Linked DNA regions of Homo sapiens: region 1 is linked to region 2. The links are chromatin contacts, found by Hi-C or POLR2A ChIA-PET in ENCODE. All regions are on one chromosome and are shown on one strand. The core of a region is the stretch at or near the end of the contact, and the rest is flanking DNA. Distances in the headings are between cores, read along the strand shown. Region 1 holds the start of BCL2L14 (BCL2 like 14). Region 2 has its middle 38 kb from the start of BCL2L14.

What was found. A loop is a pair of places that touch in the nucleus more often than their neighbours do. ChIA-PET counts read pairs that join two places held with the same protein, here RNA polymerase II (POLR2A). Pooled maps may share reads with other maps.
Region 1: a loop to region 2 is called in a pooled map, with 6 times the contacts of the local background. The contact joins the promoter of BCL2L14 here to the enhancer-like site in region 2. A Hi-C loop is called at or near these places in 2 of 168 maps with a recorded cell type or tissue (HepG2 and K562) and 6 of 50 pooled maps. POLR2A ChIA-PET finds 5 or more read pairs at or near these places in 9 of 52 experiments (CD8-positive, alpha-beta T cell, H1, HEK293 and 5 more).

Annotation. Positions count from the first base shown.
Region 1 is chr12:12,069,157-12,074,758 of GRCh38, forward strand. It overlaps BCL2L14 (BCL2 like 14), which reads left to right and starts at 1,783. Exons shown (of 6, transcript NM_138723.2): 1 at 1,783-1,981. RefSeq lists a silencer at 441-620 and enhancers at 1,990-2,079, 3,827-4,514.
Region 2 is chr12:12,029,726-12,035,948 of GRCh38, forward strand. No RefSeq gene overlaps it. Among named protein-coding and RNA genes, the nearest start is that of BCL2L14, 38 kb to the right of the region's middle. RefSeq lists enhancers at 2,579-2,628, 3,079-3,178 and a silencer at 3,630-3,924. Within about 2 kb of position 3,811, at least 28 of the 41 ENCODE cell types and tissues checked have a DNase peak (open chromatin) inside an H3K27ac peak, as active enhancers do.

The DNA of each region.
Region 1 (5,602 bases), core at 533-3,032, 37 kb after region 2:
CTTTACTACATGTCATTTTATCAGTGGTGTCTTTGTGACCTGTACCTTGCAAACCAGTCCTGAAGAACTCTTGTCTCATCACTGTGTTGTCCAGGCTGGTCTTCAAGTGATCCTCCTGGCTTCAGAGTGATCCTCTCACCTCAGCATCCCAAAATGCTGGGCTTGCAGGCTTGAGACACTGAGCCAGACCCTGTTTATTCTTGAATTGTTTCCAGTGAATATATCTCATCGTCTCCCCCCAAAAAAAGGTTGCAAGTTTTTGGCCAGGCGCGGTGGCTCACGCCTGTAATCCCAGCACTTTGGGAGGTGGAGGCGGGCAGATCGGGAGGTCAGGAGATCGAGGCCATCCTGGCTAACACGGTGAAACCCCGTCTCTACTAAAAATACAAAAAAAAAAAAAAATTATCCAGGCTTGGTGGCGGGCGCCTGTAGTCCCAGCTACTTGGGAGGCTGAGGCAGGAGAATGGCGTGAACCCAGGAGGTGGAGCTTGCAGTGAGCCAAGATCGCACCACTGCACTCCAGCCTGGGCGACAGAGCAAGACTCCGTCTCAAAAAAAAAAAAAAAAAGGTGGCAAGTTTTTATAAAAAGAGAAAAATCATTCTTAGTATTTCTTTAATACCCTCTACATTGACCTCACTGGTGCAAAAAATATTAGTTTGCTGGTGAAAATTCACCTCGAGTTACTAAATATCTAACTTTCCCATAACTACCATCTGTTTGTCTCTTGTGGATCTGTTTGCCTAATATTTAAATGACCCATTCTTCCCCACTTTTACGAAAATAGCATTAATTCCCCTTTCACTATTCACACTTCCTTCATCGTCACAGTTTGACCAGCGGTCCAGGGTTTATGATCTCAAGCATGGCCATATATATCTATTTCACTTAAGACTCTGGAAAGAGCATAAAATCAGATGTAACTGTTTCCTATTTCATATAATAGGGAATTCCATCTCTAAAGTTATGACATTTGGCCTTTCAGTGGGTTTTTGTGGTTTTTACTATGGCTGTGCTTAGATTCCTTTTTGAACACTTTTCCAGTGGTTCCACTTGAACACAATCTTTGAGTCACATAGGAGAGGTGACATGATAGAGTGTAAAGCCAGAAAGAGCACGATTTGGATCTCAGCTCAACTGATAGGGATCCGTAGCAAGATACTTCACCTCTCTGAGCCTCAGTTTCCTCATCTGTGCAATGGGAATCGTAACGCCTGCCTCTCAATGTTGTTAAGATTAAATATGTTGGCCGGGCGCAGTGGCTTACGCCTGTAATCCCAGCACTTTGGGAGGCCGAGGAGGGCAGACCACCTGAGGCCAGGAGTTCGAGACCAACATGGTGAAACCCCTGTCTCTACTAAAAATACAAAAATTAGCCAGGCGTGCTGGTGCAAGCCTGTAATCCCAGAAACTCAGGAGGCTGAGATATGAGAATCGCTTGAACCCAGGAGGCGGAGGTTGCAGTGCGCCAAGATCGCACCACTGCACTCCAGCCTGGGCAACAGAGTGAAACTCTGTCTCAAAAAAAAAAAAAAGATTAAATATGTGTACAGTACCTGTACCATGTTAGGCGGTCAGTAAACATTTGTTTAACTAACAACTGATAAGGATAGTAAAGAAGTATCAGAACACCCACCTAGTTATCCCAAAGGGCAGGAAGAGTGCTAGGTAATGGATATAGAATTCCTTTTAGAGTCAAATTACACGGGCAAAGATCAGCCCCTCCTTCAATTAAAAAGCCAGGGGCAGGGCGTAATAAGGAAGTGGTTCTCCTTCTTTAAGCCTCTTTTCAGGCTGAGTCCTAAACCTGAAGAAAGTTTAGAGCCTGGGGCTCTAAACTACCTGAGTCTTTCCAAACGACAAGCCAAGAAGACCTGTTGAAAGTTTCCTCTTAAGTTTCGTGGAGAGAGACTCAGGTATAGAAATATCCTTACTGCCACCTGACCTGAAGCAGAAGAAATCACAGACAGCTTCCAGACCAGGTAACACCAGGAGGCACCAGTCTTCATCCTCAGCCTTTGCAGGAGGACACAGCCTGGTCTTTAGCTGTTTGCCAAATGAGGCAGTCTAATTCAGGGAGCTCTTTACTGGGTTTATTACAAAGTTCTTATCATGTAAGTCTCAGGACACAAAATGACATTGAGAATCTAGTTTAGCGGGGTTTCCAGGAAAGACGAAGAAAGGTTATTTAGGTTTCTCTTTCATTTCTCTTTTGCTACAAAGGGTTTGGGACATTCAGTTAAGAACACATTACTGGTTGAGGTATGTGACGTTACTCAGTCTTCTCTGCTTATGTATCTGGGGAGGTATGCAATGACATGACAGCCATTCCGTGGCCAGGGACACCACTGCCCAAGCTGGAGACCACGAGGATTCAGGGACTGAAGCCAGCATGGGAATTCCTGGTTTGAGATCAGAGTCCTGAGTACCTCGTGGGAACTTGGGCACTCATCCGCAGGAGGTCTAGACCCCCAGAGAATTCCTTGAGTCTAAGGCACAGGTAAATGGAAGACCCTTCTCTCTCCTCTCTCCCCTCTAGAAAGCTCCCTCCTCCCTGAGCTCCCTGTCCCCTTCTTTCCACAATCAGAGCCTCGGACCTTCTGTTTGGTGAATATGACCTGAGGCTCTGTCTAGCATTCAGCTTCTATTGTGGGAAGTTAAGGCACTTTCTCTCATTCCTCATTTCACCTTTAGTATTAAAGAACAGTCCAGGCAGAAGGCACGAAGAGCCTGAGAGGTCTGAAGTGAGGGGGAGAGGAGAGGGGCAGAAGGGGAGGCTCCGGACAACAGAACCAAGCTGAGCTTAGGATGTGCTGTGGGAGGCTCCGTGGGGATGAGTGTCAGTGCCCACGAGATCCACTCAGGCCTCAACTGTGTGTCCTGAGCACATGAAGTCAGCTCTTCTGCTGGGACAGCCACCAAGGGATTCTCCACACCCCTCACCGCTGGGACAGGCAGAGGCACAGCGAACCAGGTGTCCAGCGTAACTGGGGCACTGGGTGGTGGCCGCCTCTGTGTGTGGAAACACGAGGTGCTTGCTGCAGTTTCCTCTGTGTGCTTATCCGTTAGCTGCCACCCACCGGGAGGGAAGTGAAATCTCACCTCAACAAGTGAGTCCGCAGAGCGAGAACCGTGCGACAGTGCGTCTGCCAATACCTGGAATGTAGGTGTTCGTTGCAGTGTGGCCTTCCCAGCCGGCCTCTCAGCACACCCGGCCAGGCAGCCAGTGTTCCCAGAGGACACGCTGGGGCCAGACGTGGAGGACCCCGGCCACCTCGGGGAGGGAAAGAGACCAAGAAAAGAACCTCTGTAGCCTTGCTTCTGAGAGTGCAGGTTTGTTACAGGTAAGGATCAGGAAGGTAAACATAGGGCAGTGAAGCAGGGTTGTGTCCTCTGCGGCCCTGAATTAGAATAAGCCTCACAGGTCTCACCCAGGAACGGAAATCTCCCCTCCAGGTTCTGAACCAGCATTCAGAGGCCCCACCCAGGGCTTCTGTCAACATAAGCATAAAACTTATGGTTTACCTTTCCATAAACCCCAAAGTTGGGCTTCTTGTATAGAGTACAATTTCTGTAGGAAGAGCTGAAAGCAGAAGGGATCTAACCTGTGATAATACTCGATCGCTGCTGCTTGAAAGTAAGACTTAGCTATACACTGAACAATCAAGTAATTTATAACAAGGATTAGAGGAAACAAAAACTCTGTGTTTGTGTGGGTGGGTTTTTTTTTTTCTTTATTTTTGTTTCTTAAGAGAGTGTCTCCCTCTGCCACCCAGGCTGGAGTGCACTGGCGCGATCATAGCTCACTGCAGCCTCCAACTCCCAGGCTCAAGCGATTCTCCCCCCTCAGCCTCCCAAGTGGCTGGGACTGCAGGTGCACACCACCACGCCCAGCTAATTTTTTTCATTTTTTGTAGAGACGGAGCCAAGGCTGGTCTTGAACTCCTGGGCTTAAGCGATCCTGCTCCCTGGGCCTCCCAAAGTGCTGGGATTACAGGCGTGAGCCACTGGGTCCGGCATCTACATTTGTTAAATACATTAAAACCCTCTTAATCCTTTGTCTCCGTTTGTTCTCTTTTGCTCCCTGCTCTCCAGGCTCTTGTGGCGGAGGCCCCCGCTCCCTCCGCTGTAGGGTAGCCTCCTTCTGGGGCTGGCTCCTGAGCACTGTTCTTTCTCCTCTCTCTCATCCTCTCTCATTCTTAGCTTTGCCTGTCGACTGGGCCAAGTCACAGCCTTTCTGGCCTGTAAGACAACAAAAATCTCACATTTTACTAAATGGAAGGACTAAGTACTCTGTCTTGACTTCAGTGGTTTCCCCGATTTCTGATGTTGCTGCTGAAATAGCATTAGCAAGCTTGTTTCTTAAAGAAGCCCTCTCTCCAGTGACAATACTCCCCCCGCCACACACACACACATGCACACGCACACACAAACATGCATGCACGCGCACACACACACACAATTTTAAAGCCCTCGTGTTATATTAAAAAGGTCTGGATGTTTTTAACATACATGGAAATTTCTTCAGCAGCACAGTGTTACTGGTCTGACGAGGGCGCACAGCCTCCTACCCAAGGACACAGTTCCTGAAGGACCAGGGTGCACATCTGGCCTGCAGTGCCCTGAGCCACTCTGTCCAAAAGGAAGCCTTGAATCAAAAGCCTCATGAATCCTCTCCTGAGAAATTCCATGTCTGGTCTCTTGCTAGACTCAGCCTTTTCCCCACCAAGTCTGCCGCACCTAATTCTGACCTCACCCTGCTTGGTGGCCCGCTTTGCCTGCTTGCACGCACCTCAGGTCTCAGTGTGTCTCAGCAACAGCTTCCCCTCCTAGGGTGGCCAGAGTTAGCAAGCAAGAATGCAAGACAGCCAGTTATGTTTGAATTTCAGATAAATAACAAATATAAGTGTCTTTTAGCATATAATATTTTATTTGGGACATATACTAATATTTATTATATATTAGTCTCATGATATTTGGGACATATACTAAAAAATTATTTGCCCTTTATCTGAACTTCAAATGTGACCAAATGTGTCCTGTATTCTGAATGTGTCTGGCAGTCCTATAATCATTCATTCAGTCAGTCATCAGATATTTGAGCACCTACCATGTATCAAGCACTATTCTAGAGAGCCCGGATAGCTCAGTCAGTAGAGCATCAAGCGCTACTCTAGGTGCTGGGGAAGCCAGCCAAAGTCCCGCCTTCATATCTTACAGTATGTCTACTTTGTTTTTATATACATGTACACTATATATACTTGAAGATATGTACCTTTTTCTTTTTTTCTTTTTATTATTTTTTTTTGAGACAGAGTCTGACTCTATTACTCAGTGCAGTGGCACCATCTCAGCTCACTGCAACTTCTACCTCCTGGGTTCAAGTGATTCTCCAGCCTCAGCCTCCCAAGTAGCTAGGATTACAGGCATGTGCCACCATACCTGGCTAATTTTTGTATTTTTAGTAGAGACAAAGTTTCACCATGTTGGCCAGGCTTGTCTTGAACTCCTGACCTCAAGTGATCTGCCCACCTCGGCCTCCCAAAGTGCTAGGATTACAGGCGTGAGCCACCGCGCCCAGCCCAGATATGTACTTTTTAATG
Region 2 (6,223 bases), core at 2,561-5,060:
TCTCATGCACGATATAAAGTGTGGGAGTGTGTTTTGCATGTGAATGATGCATAGGTAGAATAAAGTTTGAGAATCACTCTGTAAGCATTCATCTCAGTTCAACACTTATAAAGCACCTACTGTGTGCCAGGCTCATAAAAAAACTAGTTTGGATTATTTCCACATAATGATAGAGGTATGTATAAAATCCTAAGAGAATATAATACAGGAGAAGGCACTCAGCCTGGGGGGTCAGGAAGGCCCACAAGCCTTGGCAGTTACCCGGACTAGCAAAGGTGAGAAGATCATCTCAGGGGAATAGAAAGGTATAAGTTGGCAATAGCATGGTGTGTGCAAGGAACTAGGATCCAAGCATCAAACAGGGTCAAGGAATTAAATATTTGGGAGAGGCAGACAAGCGCAAGTTTATGAAAGACATGCAAAGAAACCTACTTAATCCTGTGGGTGGTGAGAGCCACAGAAGAGCATGATGAAAAGGAGACCCAGGCTCCTCTGTGCTCCAGGTCAGTATCTCTGAAAGCAGTTCCCAAGCTAAATGTCATGATGAAAGCACAAGGAGCCTCAGAGAGCTCAGCCTGCAGAGGAATTCATTCCTCAGGGGCAGTGTGCACTGCTCACTCAACTTTGCTTCTCCAGCACCCACCCAAGTCTGACCCCACTGGAGGCACTAGGTTCATTGTACAGAACTGATATTAATAAACTTCCTTATCCAGAACTTGTGCAATAGCCGAGCATAGTGGCTCAGGCCTGTAATTCCAACACTTTGGGAGGCCACGGCAGGCAGATTGCTTGAGCCCAGGAGTTCGAGACCAGCCTGGGCAACATGGTGAAGGCCCATCTCTACAGAACTACAAAAATTAGCCAGGAGTGGTGGTGCACGCCTGTGGTCCCAGCTACTAAGGAGGCTGAGGTGGGAGGATCTCTTCAGTCTAGGAAGTCGAGGCTGCAGTGAGCCATGATTGCAACACTGCACTCCAGCCTGGGCAAAAGAGTGAGACCCTGTCTCCAATAAAAAAAAAAACAAAACAAAAAAGAGAACCTGTGCATTTTAACATTATCTCCAACTATGGAATTCATTCAATCACCAACTTTTATTAACCATCAAGCAGGGAGGGAAGATATGAACAGAAATACAGTCAGGGCTTTACGACAGGGATACATCTGGGAAATGCATCATTAGGCAGTTTTGTTGTGTGAACATGATAGAGTGCACTCACAGAATCCTAGATGGTACAGCCTACAGCCTACAACACAAACAGGCTACGGTGTATAGCCCATTGCTCCTTGGCTACAAACCTGTACAGCAAGTAACTGTACTGAATATCATAGCCACTTGTAACACAATGGTATTTGGGTATCTAAACAAACCTCACGTGAAAAAGGTACAGTATAAAAGATTAAAAATGGGCTGGGCGTGGTGGCTCATGCCTGTAATCCCAGCACTTTGGGAGGCCAAGGTGGGCGGATCACGAGGTCAGGAGATCGAGACCATCCTGGCTAACACAGTGAAACCCCGTCTCTACTGAAAATACAAAAAATTAGCCGGGCATGGTGGCAGGCGCCTGTAGTCCCAGCTACTCAAGAGGCTAAGGCAGGAGAATGGCATGAACCCGGGAGGCGGAGCTTGCAGTGAGCCAAGACTGGGCCACTGTACTCCAGCCTGGGCGACAGAGCGAGACTCCATCTCAAAAAAAAAAAAAAAAAAAAGATTAAAAATGGTACACCTGTATAGGGCACTTACCAAAATGGCTGTTGCAGAACTCGAAGTTACTCTCGGTGAGTCAGTGAGTGAGTGGTGAGTGAATGTGAAGGACTGGGATATTATTGTCCACTACTGTAGACTTTATAAACACAGTACACTTAGGCTACACTGTTTATTTTTAAAATAAAGTAATTGAGCTACAACATGACAATGGCTACAGCGTCACTAGGTGATAGGAATTTTTCAGCCCCATTATAATCTTATGGGACCACCTTCATACATACAGTCGGTTTTTGACTGAAACATCATTACATTCAGCACGTGAATGTAATTGCGATGAAGTGAAAGATAAAGGTTATAGTTCTAGTGTATCCACAGTGCTTTAGGAGATGAACTGTTAGGGAAAGCCAGAAAAATCTCCACCACGGAAAAAATATTTGGCCTGCGTCTTGAAGGATAAATAGGAAGTCAGTACTCAGACAGGTGCCAGTGTTTTTCAGCCTGAGGCAGGGAGGTATGAGAGACAGCTGGAAGGGTTTGAGAATGGGTGGTGAGAACTTACACTTACTGGGGACTGGATATAAGAATGCAGTAAGACGTGGACCTAGCACCGTGATTTTTCGACCTGGGCTACACATCAGAAACACCTAGCGAGCTTTTAAATCTTCCAGGGCCCAAACCACATTGTGAACCAATTAAATCAGGACGTCTGGGGCTAGAAGCCAGTCATCAGTATCTTTTTTTAAGCTCCCAAAGTGATTCCAATGTGCTGCCAAGTCTCAGAACCACTAGTCTAGAAAGGAGGGATAAGGATTTTCAGCAGCCCCCACAGAACCGGCCCTCCTGGTGACCCTGCAATCCTGGCACACACACCCCACCCCGCCTGGGAGAAAGACCGGCCACACCACAGTCATCGGCTGTTTCCTGCTGCTCCTTTCCTCCCACCAGCATTTTACTCTGAAATAGTGGTTCTCAAAGTGTGGTCTCCAGACTGTAGCATCAGCCTCAGGGGGAAATTCTTAAAAATGCAAATTTCCCAGCCGCACCCTGGACGCATTCACCCAAAAACTCTGGGAGTGGAGCCCAGCAACTGAGCCATGCTAAGGTTGGTGAGCCGCTGCTCTGGAACATTGATCCCTCCCAAACTGCAGCAAAGCAAGCACCTGGGTGTAGCTCTGGCTGTGTAGGTGCTACTACAATCTGCTGGAGTCACTGCTTGTCGGCAGAGATGCCGTGGGAGCTGGCCTGGGTGCCTCCACGTTGGCCGTCACCACCAGGCAGTGGCCTTTGGCCTGGAATCGAAGGTACCAGAGGGCTGATAGCTCAGTTTTTTTATGGCACCAAGAAAAGACTTTCAGATTGGAGGTATGGGATTTTCTTTATTTTTTAATCCTCTTTTAATATAAAGTGGCCCCTTAGCAAACTTTCAAGATATTTCACATCAGAACTGGCCGGGAAATCCGGCATGTGGACAGACACGGATATGCCGTGTGCATTTTTCCGTTGGAGGAAGAGGGTAGGCTTGGGTGCTGGAGGGTGTTGCCTGGGGGCGGAGCGAGAAGGAAGAAAGGGCGCTGCTGGTTCACACCTCACCCATGCCCTCCTCTCAGGCCCCAATCAGGATGGAATTAAAAGACCCTGGGAGGAAAATAAGGAAAGCAACAAAGGAAATGAGTTCCCCATACAGAAAGGGAAATTGCCTTTCCCGTTAAGGTCAGACTGGTCCGAAGTAAAGGACTGGTGCGCCTTAGCAACCGCCTCTGCTGAAGCCCTAACGCTGGAGCTCTTTCGCCCTCGCAGAATAACCGGGACTTTCTTGCAGCCGGAACCAGCCACGTCCTGATTCCACACTCCCTTGAGGAGCCAGCCAGCTCCACATTTACTCAAAGAATCCGAAGGGCACCAAGTGGATGCTCTGCCACACGATTGAAGAGGGCAAGCTGTCTGGGGGGTTTTCCACCTCTTTTCAACTCAACTATTCTGAGCTGAAGTACTGGACCCGTTTTGTTTTTCCTGTTTTTTCCTGCTTCGGTAAATCTGGAAAAATCCTGCAGGTCTGAAAAACTGTTGGACTTGACAGCGTGTGTGTAGCGCCACCTGGTGACCACAGCTTATCAAAACAGCTTCCTTCTGGGGCTCTTGTGGATGTACATCAAAGGCTCCAGCTTCCAGACAGGTACACATCCTGTTCTCACGCCCGGCCCACTTTCCCGTGGGAATGTCAGCCACTCTGATTTGCCTTGGCTGAAAACCTCCTGTCTTTGCATGGAAAAAAACACAAATAATATGAACAAGCAACAGAGTTTTCTTTCTCTCTTAAGTAACCAAGCATTTAAAATCTTCTAAAGCACACATTTCCCTAATTGAGAAAGGAAGCAGAAGAAAAATTTCTGGCTGAAATTATAAATCATAATAAATGGTCGGAAATACCTTCTCCCTTAGATTCCTGGGGTCCTAGTGTAGAGGAGACTTCAGTTGCCCTTGACACTACAACATCCTGACTAAAAGCCTGTTTCCAAGGTGATATTTGATAGACATGAAGGACCCAGGTGGAAAAGAAGGTAGTCTGGACGGCACGGCAAGGAGTGGAACACGCAGGCTATGAGGTGTCAGCAGAAATCAGTTCTGGTCCTGGCACTGCTACCAACTTGCTGTGTGACCTTGGGAAGTTACTTAAGCTTTGTGGATCTCAATGCCCCAGACTCGTTAACTTCTTTACTATTTTTTCCCATAAATTCAGTGTTTCTGAAAGATGTTGCCCACCAGAATGCATCTCTAAAATAGGAGCTTAATAAGCTTTCTGTCTTGAGGGATCAGACGTATAAATGTCAGGCAGGCCTTCTGATGATCATGATGCAACCAGAGTTACCACAGTGAGTCCATATCACAGACAAAGGCGAAGACACTTGATCCCTTCTTAACCTGGTCTCCCACCCATGAATGATTTTTGTTAGGATTTCAGCATGTTGAAACTAACCCACAGACCCTAGTTACAACTTTCTCAGGGCCTGAGAGCTGGGGAATCCCAGTTTGGGAACCAAAAAACTAGAAAATCTTGAGGGCAACTCTGGCTGTCATGAACTAAAACAGAGCAAAGATGGAAGCCTGTGGTATGTGCGTGCAGGTAGAATCTCGATTTGAGAAATGGCGTTACAAGGAATTAACACTTCAGAAATGCCAGCTCTGTGCCAGGATTTTTTTATTTTATTATGTATATTTGTCATGGACAACATGTTTTGGAATATGTATACATTGTGGAATGGTTAAATAAAGCTAATTACATATGCATGTGCTCACAAAGTTATCATTTTAGGGGTGACTTAAAATCTCTCAGTGATTTTCAAAAATATATGTTATTAATCATAGTTGCAATGTTGTACAATAGATCTCTTGAACATATATTCCTCTTGTCTAACTGAAATTTTATGTTCTTTGACCATCTCCCCAACTGCCCCCCAACAAGCCTGAAAGCCCTGGTAACCCCTATTCTACTCTCTACTTCTTTGAGTTCAACTTTTTAAGAGTCCACATATGAGATCATGCAGTATTTGTCTTTCTGTGCCTGACTTATTTCACTTAGCACAATGTCCTTTGGGTTCATCTATGTCACAAGCAACAGGATGTCCTCCTTTTTAAAAGACTGAATAGTATTCCATGGTGTGTTTTCTTTATCCAACCCCATTTTCTTTATCCATCCATCCGTTGATGAACACTTAAACACTTAGTTGGTTTCAAATCTTGGCTATTGTGAATAGTGCTGCAATGAACATGGCAGTACAGATACCTCTTCAACATACCAATTTTATTTCCTTTGGATATATATACCCAGGAGTGGGATTGCTAGATCATATGGTAGTACTATTTTTAATTTTTTAAGGAACCTCCATACTGTTTTCTGCAATGGCTGTGTTAATTTACATTCCCACCAGCAGTGCACAAGGCTTCCCTGCTCTCCACAACCTCGCTAGCATTTGTTATCTTTCATCTTTTTGATAACAGCATTCCAACAGGTATGAGGTGATATCTCATTGTGGTTTTAACATGTATTTCTCTGATAATTAGTGCAGAAGTTTTAGATACAGAATCACAGTTAGTCCTGACAATAATCTCTAAAATACCCATGCAGATGGGGAAAGAGCTGCAGAGAAGTTAAAGAAATTGTCTGCACCTTACAGCTGAGACCAGAACCAGGTCTGTATAATTTCAGAGCACATAATCTTTCAAAGTAACCTAACAAAATCACAGCAACTTTTAGGTTCACAGAGAACAGGCCAAAAAAACAAACAAACAAAAAGAAAGAAATTATAGTAATTTCCAGGTATGAACCAGTAATCCAAACTAAACATATTTTGTTGAATGAATATCCTGGATTCTACTATGTTTCTCCAAGTCCCCACTGTCTTAAAACATAGCATTTGGGGTTCAGTAGTTACTGATAAACCTTTTGCATATCTATGCACTGTTAGTTCTTTACCCTACACATTATTTTATTGTAGTAAAGCCAATTTTCTGACATTTATC